Linked DNA regions of Mus musculus: region 1 is linked to region 2. A link is a loop called in an ENCODE intact Hi-C map of the cell type or tissue named here. Cell type or tissue: left cerebral cortex. All regions are shown on one strand. Each heading gives the region's core, and the rest is flanking DNA. Links, peaks and the distances in the headings are about the cores only.

Region 1 (4,401 bases), core at 119-4,118, 280 kb before region 2:
AGATGAGTGACATCAATTTCAATTTGCAATTTGATTGGCTGCTGACCAGAGGCTATCAGGTCCTGAAGTAAGGGACCCTCCCTGCACCCATTTCATCTGTAGCCCAAACTGACCCTCACCAAGTTGAGTGATAACCTCTCAGGCTACTTGATATTTGCTTAAGACAGAATGAAATACTAATCAAATTTTCTTACATTTAAAGCAATTTTATGTAAAACCATCTCTTACATATCCAGAATTATTCATTTTTGTCCTGAAAATGTGAACATCCAACACTCAAACAGAGTTAGATTCGTGAAAGCCAGCATTTAGAGTTTTTAAGCAGTTTAGTACCTTTGATTGTGGGTCATTTGGTGTCACTATTTTGAATTTTCTTCCTGCTTCCCTCTCTCCTTTGTTCTATCTTTTCGTCCCCTCCTTCATTCTAGAAGAAGATCATCTGGTAAGGAGACTTTCTCTCTTAAGGTATGCATTAGTCAGTGTTCAATCACTATAATGGAATACCCAAGGCTGTTGACTTATAAAAAGAAAGGTTCACAGTTTCTATCTAAGATAGAATGGGCATACTCTTTTTGGTTTCTGCCAAAGAAGCATATCCTAAGGAGGGGTGTATGGTAAAGGAAAGTTCTTATGGTGTGGGTAGGAAACTGAATGAAGGAGGTTATATGGCTCCACAGTCCCCTTTAAACTCCCTTATGACCCAAGGGCCTTTTACTAGACACTGACTCTGTTTCTGACTCTGTTTCTGTCTCTATCTCTGTCTGTTTTTCTGTCTCTGACTCTCTCTCTCTCCCTCTCTCTGTCTCTCTCTGTCTGTTTTTCTGTCTCTGACTCTCTCTCTCTCCCTCTCTCTGTCTCTCTCTCTCTCTCTCTGTCTCTCTCTCTCTGTCTCTCTCTGTCTCCCTCTCTCTGTCTCTCTCTCTGTGTCTCTCTCCTATTTTATGTGTATGGGTGTTTTTCCTCCAAGTATATTTGACACCCAAGGGAGCCAAAAGAAATTACTAGATCCACTGGGACTGACTCCATTTCGGTGGGCTGTGAATCACCATATGGGGGCTGGGGACCTGGGTCCTGTGAGAAAACAACCAATGCTTTCAACTGCAAAGTCATCTTTATAGTCTCTAGCCACTCTCTCTTAAAGTGTCTGCTATCTTCTGACAGTGCCAAGAACTGGTGATTGGGACTATAGCACAGGTCATTGGGAAACACTCATCAGAGCCAGTTTTGGTGTTTTTGGTTTTTCTTTTTCTCTTAGTTCTATATTAAACTTGCTAATAGGTGTGTGAGGGTTAATGCTGGGTAGATGCTTGACTGGATCTGGTATCAACTAAAGAGATATGAGACACACCCACGAAGAGCTTTCTTGATTAGGTTATCTGAAGTAGGAACATTCTGTTAAGACAGCAGCCTCCTAAATTGAGATGCTATCAGGTTCTTGTCATCTCTGTGCAGATACATCACAGGTTAGCACTCCTGTGTGGTGTAAGCCAATATAACACAAAGTCCCTTTATTTACTTAGCCATCTTGCTGGTCTAAAATTTCAGAAATGAAATTTTTGAAGACTCCCCAGATCTCCACTTTCTTTCTTTCCTACATCCTCTTCTTTCTTCCCTTCCTCATTCTTTCTTTCCTTCCTCTCCATTCCCACATTATGAATTTTTCCTAGAGGAGACTGAAAGTTTTTCCAGTTGAAGTCCCCGTGCCTTAGCTCCACTATTGTGACTTCTATAAAATGGCCAAAAGAGGGCAGCAGATACAAACAATTTGGCATAATTTGGGTGACTTTTCAGGAAATCTCCAAACCCCTGTTCTGCCCTGCCTCCTGGCCTGTTTGTTCCAAAGCTTTGAAGCACTTACTCCTCTGTAGAACATTGTTGGTATCAGGATCTCTGAAACTCATGACATCACACAGACAGGACCGAACACCTGTTTTCAAGGCAAGAGCCACCATATTCCCAGAATCCACTTGACTCACCTCCCACCTTGACCTGTGATTGTGTCTTCACCCATATATAAAGAAAGCCCCTCTTCTATCCCTCCCTCCCCCTTTTCTTTCCACTGCCACCTTGCCTCTCTCTCTCCCAATAAACCTCAAGTGGAGCCATTTGGCCTGGTGTGGTCCTTTTGAAGCCATGTGACATTCAAGTTCATAACATTGGTGCAGAAACCCAGGAATCATTTCGCCGGGAAGCTGTGGAGCCCACTTGGCCGTCACTGCCTAATGAGATGGTGAAGCCACCACTGCCGCCAGAGAACCAACACCACATGGATGGCCACCACTGCCATTATAGCCTGCAGCTACTGGTATACCATGTGGATTCCATCCACTGGCACGTGCTTTTATCTACCATGTGGATTTCCACCGCTGCTACAGGTCATTGCTTCCACTGCCACCACCACCACTGCTGTGAGACTCACAGACCTCTACCAAGTGAGCTGTGCTGCTCTGGTCCACCCTGTGGGCCTGCTTTTGCTGGGCCCACCACCAAACACTCAGTTCCATGTTTCCATTTACCAATTCGCTAGAATTATCACAGAGACAGCAGCATATTGATTGGTAAGGTCAGTCAGCAGTAGGATCCCTAATTTCCCAGGTAGGGCCTGGCCAGCTTTTTCTGGGGGCTAAGTGGTTGGCATTTTACATTCACACCTCCCAGTTGAAATACCAGCTATGACATCGACTCTTGTGTGACCATATCCCTTGAAAGCAGCTCTCATTCCCTTCCTTCTGCAAGCTCTTGCAGCCACTTAAGAAAACTCTGGGCCCAGGGTAGACCCCTTTTTAGTAGGTCTGGGACTGAACTGTGTAGCCTTTAGGGGGCCCTAGTGAAGACTTGGGCCTCTGGCCTGGCTGATTTCCTTTTGGTTATCGACTTGTTCTCTGGACGCTGGTACAAATGATCCAATAACTCCCCCCACCCCCATGGATGCTGTGAGGTCTTCAACCGTACCTTCAGGTACCCCACTGGGATGCCTCCTGGAAAATCTCAAATCCTTGAAACTAATGCCTGATTTGAAGGCATCAAAATTAATATACCTCTGCAATAAGGTCTGGATTCAGTACCACCTAGATAGTTCCTAGTGACCACTTAATGATATCCAAGATCCAATAATTTTAAAGGATGTTAATACATACTGTCAGTGAACTGGTAAATGGAAAGAGGTCCCCTATGTCCAAGCATTCATCTGTCTTCACTCCAGTCCCTCCATGTGCTCCTCTTGTTCCCCAACCCAACTTCTCTTAGCCATGAAACCTAGTGATGAAACGTATATTCACCCCTCCTATCACACGCTCTAAGACCACAGCCAAACCCCCAAGTCCTCTCCCAGGGACAGCTGACACAGCATCAGTCCTTCCTCTAAGAGAAGTTGCTGGGGTAGATGGCCTTGTCAGAGTACATCTTCCTTTCTCGCTGAGTGAGCTTTCTCAAATAAAGAGCAAACTCGGTTCCCATTCCTCTAACTCCTCCTCTATGTTTATTAAAGAGTTTCAGTAAATTACTAAATCTTACAGCCTGTCTTTCCATGACGTGCATATAATTCTTACAAATAACTTACCTCCTGAAGAAAACAGGTGAGTATGGGAGCAATCGAGAATGCATGCAGACGAAATTCATCAGATAGAGCACGTCCAATCCAATCAGATCAGAGGCGTGCCTGACCAGGATCTTTGATGGAATTGTAATTCTGCAGGTGGTATTTTAGCCAGAGACAGATTTAGAACATGCCTTTTGGCCAGCCTAAGAAAGGCAGCCTTAAAGCCAGTAAATTTTGAAAAACTCTAAGAGGTTGTCCAGGACAAGCAGGAAAATCCATCTCAATTTTTACAATGCTTCACAAAGGCTTTATTATAGTATACCAATCTGGACCCTGAAAACCCAGAAGGTAAGCAACTTCTGATGACCTACTTCTTTTCCCAGAGCTACTGTGACATAAAAACTAAACTTAGATGGCTGGAGATGGGACCTATCACTCCACAGGCAGAAGTTTTAGTGCTGGCTTTCAAGGTGTAACATGAGAGAGAAGAGAAAACCCAAAAACAAAAATACCATATGCTGGCAAAGGCTGTCTGACCAGCAACATCCACTGCCCTAGACTCCTGGTCTTTTAAGACTCAGAGACCACCAGGTACCTGCTACAAATGTGGTCAACAAGGTCATTGTGCAAAAGCCTACCCTAACTTCTGCAAGCCAAGGGGGCCATGCCCTAGTTGCCATCAAGAGGGGCATTGGGCTGTTGATTGCCCTCATGTTAACAGAACAGAGGGACATCACTCCCAGATATCCCTCCAGCTGATCTCCTGATGACCAACAGAGGAGGCACAAGCTTCCCTGACACAACCACTGCCATCACTAGCAGGGAGCCCTGGGTAGATATCTTGGTTTGTGGGTGGCCCATCT
Region 2 (4,401 bases), core at 110-4,109:
TTTTGCTTGTACAGCAAGGGTTTTACCAATCAAACCATCTCTCTAGTCTAGATTAGTCATAATCACCTAGGGATGAATTATAAAATATGTAAAATTAATTTATAGATTATTTTCTGAATTCTTCAAAGAATAGTATACAATTTGTGCTATTAATATGCTTGGTAGAAAACAAATACCTTGTTCGACACAGTAGACCCCATAAGGATTAGAATTTCTCAAGAGCTCTGCTGATTTCTGCCACTGTAGGTGCTATGTTTTACTTCTCCGGCAAGCCAGGAGTTCCCAATGTGTATGAAGAATCTATGTTGGCAGATGTCATTTAATCCTTCACCTCTTTCAGAGACATCAGACTCAGCAAGTTATGGGGTTTTTCCTACATGGATTACTGGTGCTGAGTCCCAGGCTACCACTGTCATAGTTTGGAAATTGAAATCTTAACATCTGACGAAAAGAAAGAAGGATGTTGATGATTCTTCTTTTTGAAGGATTCGTTGAACATCAGGAACACTTTGTAGAGGCTTATAATCTAGCTGCCAGTATCACACAAGGAAGTCCTAGTTTCAACAGAAAAAAGTAAAAAATAACAATGAGGAACAATGGCAGATAATGACTTTTGAGTAGTTGTTTTCTGCATTGCTATTTAATCTTACCACAACTTCTGATTCAAAAAAAGTCATGAACAAATGTCTTTTACCATCAGGTACAGCATCAGTTTTGGTAAACCAATGAATTAACTTGGGGTTAATTACATGAGTTTTCTTGAGCGACTACTTACAAGGTCATGGGCAACACAAACAAAAGTAGTTACACAATTGAAGAAAATCTCTCTCTCTCTCTCTCTCTCTCTCTCTCTCTCTCTCTCTCCAGCCCTACGTATCTTCGGGGAAATGTAAGTCCCTGTGATACTCTCCTTCCATAATAATACTTAACTGTCCAATACTTAACTGTCCATACGTCTTTGAGTAGAAACATGGTTTGAGCCCTTTCACACCTACACTTACATGATGAAAAGGTCAAGGGCTCAATCTAGTCCAGTTTTCCTTTAGGTTTATCACAGCAGTTGATAGCTCAAGAGGGAAGTGGCCATGTCATGCTAGGATAACCATACCAGTGTTCCACACTCATGGTACAAGTAAGGAGTCTTGAAGAATTATGTGACCTGTGCAGGACACAGACATAGTAAGTGACAAAGATAATTTACAAACCAATGTCTTTACATTCTCGATGACCTTAAACCATAACTCTGTTAACTTGTGGTGAATGTGAATCTGGTTATATTTCTTAGAGAGACCAGGTCAAAGATTGAATTAAAATTTTATAACTATTAAAGTACTAAGAAACTTGGACAAGCACGGTGAGAATGACAATTCAGGTACATGGTAGAGGAGTCAGTGTCCAGTGGTGTACACTCATCACTTTGAGGATTTACATTAAAGAAAAATCCCCAGTTTTGTATCCAGCAACTGCCAACAGAATTGTAGGGCAAAAGACTACTTTGTACAAAATTAATGCAGTGGCCGAGAACATCAAGAGTAGTTGGTGATGCAGACATGTTTGTAGGGAACATGGAAATGTGTAGCTCTATTTACTGCAGATGGAAACTGAGTTCATACTAGAGGTTGTAACCATACATTTTGAAATAGCCTAATGGACCCTGGTTGTCTTTTTATACACACCTCTCAGGTCTACTCTCGCATTCTATGCCACTTTCCCAGAAATATAGAATTCTTGCCTTATTTAAGAAATATAGAATTCTTGGCTTATTTAAGTGTTTGTTCAGGACAGTGGAGTGGTTACTGCAGAAACTGAGTATTAAAAGCACTCATTTACTCTGGGATACCTTCCTAGAGACTAACATGATGTTAGGTGTCTTGCTCCCTGGCCTGCGTTACACCATGCACATGTACCCAAAGTCCATAGTTAACTGCAAGACTAGCTGATGCTGCTTCTATTGGGTCCCTGAAATCACCAACATCTCTTCTGTCTCTTTCTTTCTCTCCTTCTTTTGAGTCTCTTATTTCATAAGTGGCTTGGTTAAACTCATCTAAATTATACAGTATTCATACTTGCGTATTACATATGCACAATACACATATCCAAACATATTCAACATTCATGGGAGTTTTATTTTTGCTGTACCACATGGATTATGGATTTAAACTAAAATGCACATGGAAACCTTACTACATATGACACTGGGGGTAGTCCCATCTTTCTTTGTTGCTTGTTTCAAAATGTGTAAAATGACAGCAATGACATATTGGAATCCTTGAAGTTCACTAAGTTAAAATATATAAAACACCCAGCATATACATATTTAAAATTCATACACAGACATATATGTATTTGAAGAACTGTACAGTGCAGCCTTTCTAAAGATAAGCAATGAATGTACTGTGACTGCCCTCTTCTGGATGGCAGTGGAGCCTCAGGCTTTTCCTTCTCCAAGCATGGTATTTCTAGAGAAAAATCTAATTTCTTAGGAACCACTGTAACTGTATGACAGTCAAAGTGAGGGACACAAGTATCTCTTTAGAATATTACATTCCTGGCATGACAGTTACTCTTGGAATAGGAGTAAGCTAAGTGTCTGCCATATAGCATCAGGAAAGTAGAGGCTGGGCATCACAGAATCAAAACTATTGTGAAAGAAGCCAATTGACAAAAAAAGACTAGAAGTCCTTCCACATATGAGCTTCATGAACTGAATAGCATGTGTGACAAAAGCTGAGTTACACAGTCACAAAGAAAGGGGTTGCTATGTGGATGTCCAAAAGGGGCCACGAGCTTAATGGCCCAGTGCTTCAGGGGCTCTTCCCCAGATCATTAGCTAATTCCTATTCTCATGGCTGTTCCCTCTTTCTTAATAAACTGTCCATTTCTATTTTGAACCGCATGTCCCCATTCTAATTTTCTTCCATATGTCAGCACTAAGTTACCTCTGTGTCTCTAACAATCTCAATCACAGAATCATCACTAGATAGTTACTTGCCCTCCAAACAACAAGGCTAGTACTTGTTCTGGACAGAAAAAAATTATGATGAAGAAATGTAAGCTGGAGGGTACCCCATAGCTAGTGAGGCCAGGCTGCTTCCCTTTGCCTTCCCTGTTGTCTCTGCTTCCTGATCCTACTCAGTGACATTTGTCTTCCACTGGGATATAAAGATGTATCCAATAGTATTTTTGCCTAGGAGGGTTATGTAGTACTTTGCAATCTTGAAGATGATGGCTTGCAGTTAAGCTGTACCTGGGGGCTCTGAAGATTTAATGTTTCTCCCTTCCAAAAAGTGTGACTGTATTAGTATTGATGTCCCTGGGAGAAAAATCAAATTCACAGACAGCTCTCTGTCTCAGCCCATTTGAATCCATGCACCACATTTATCAAGATAGTGACCTTGAAAGTCTTTTTCTCTTTTATCCCTAGAATCGGCTCTCAATCATTTAAAGAATAATCAATGGGATTCCTTCTTCAAAGCAGCTACTGCTCATCCTAGCGCAGTGAATTCATCTTCCTTTCTTACTCTTTCCTGCTGAAGATCTACACTGTGAGATGGAACCCCAGCAAACTCTCTCGTCAGGAAAAAAATATCCTCCATCATCTTCTTTCTCCTTCTCGTAGCAGAGGACCAAAGTCAGGGCCATGAGCTTGCTAGGCAAGTACTCTACCACTGTGCTAATCCCTAAACCACCACCTTAAGCTTCATAAGAAAGCTCTATTCCCCTGATTCTTTTTCTTAGTCCTTCTGTTCCATATGTAAATTTGAAAAATTGAATAGAAGCTTCTCAAGACTCATGCAAAATCAACAAAATGAAACAGTGAAACTATGAAAGTAGGAAGGGGGACAACATCTGAAATGTAAATAAATTAAAAAAAACAATACAAGAATAAAAAATTAATTTCTGTCATACTTCTGGGCTCAGAAACTTATTAAATAGTTTTAGGAAGAATAAACATACATACACATCTATCCAAAGATAGGGTGATATTCTTTTGAGAGAAAGAATTGAAAAATAGCATAACTAATATATTTTAGATCACCATTAATATATTTTAGATCACCATTCATATACTTCTGAAAGAACTATATTTATAAGTGTGTTTGTCTAACAAGTATGGGATCTCATGTGCAGTTAGAAATACAGAAGAGGGCGAGAAGAACCAGAAGGAAACCCCTGTGAGTGGCACAAGGCTCCTGGATTGAACCGCTTTATATTGCTGCAACCAACAAAGTAACATTTCCAAGAACAAAAGGTCTAAGTTATTTTATAGCACGGGCCATTTAAAAATAGCCATAATTGGAGTGGCAGTGACTGAAGAGACTCACTGAGCAACACCTTTACATTTATATCCACAGATTGAGGCTGTGAGGAACCATGAAGGACAAATGTGTATAATCACTT

The links. Peaks named below come from ENCODE experiments on the same cell type or tissue, not always from the same donor. Only the 100,000 strongest peaks of a DNase experiment are listed, where the experiment ranks them.
Region 1: a loop joins it to region 2, with 9 times the contacts of the local background. A loop is called at or near these places in 4 of 42 quality-filtered maps.

The regions. Positions count from the first base shown.
Region 1 is chr17:58,586,364-58,590,764 of GRCm38, forward strand. No RefSeq gene overlaps it. Among named protein-coding and RNA genes, the nearest start is that of Gm33751, 360 kb to the right of the region's middle. In left cerebral cortex, for the core only: a CTCF peak has its summit at 1,731 (motif pointing right); a DNase peak (open chromatin) is centred at 1,777.
Region 2 is chr17:58,868,599-58,872,999 of GRCm38, forward strand. No RefSeq gene overlaps it. Among named protein-coding and RNA genes, the nearest start is that of Gm33751, 73 kb to the right of the region's middle. In left cerebral cortex, for the core only: a CTCF peak has its summit at 2,425 (motif pointing left); a DNase peak (open chromatin) is centred at 2,418.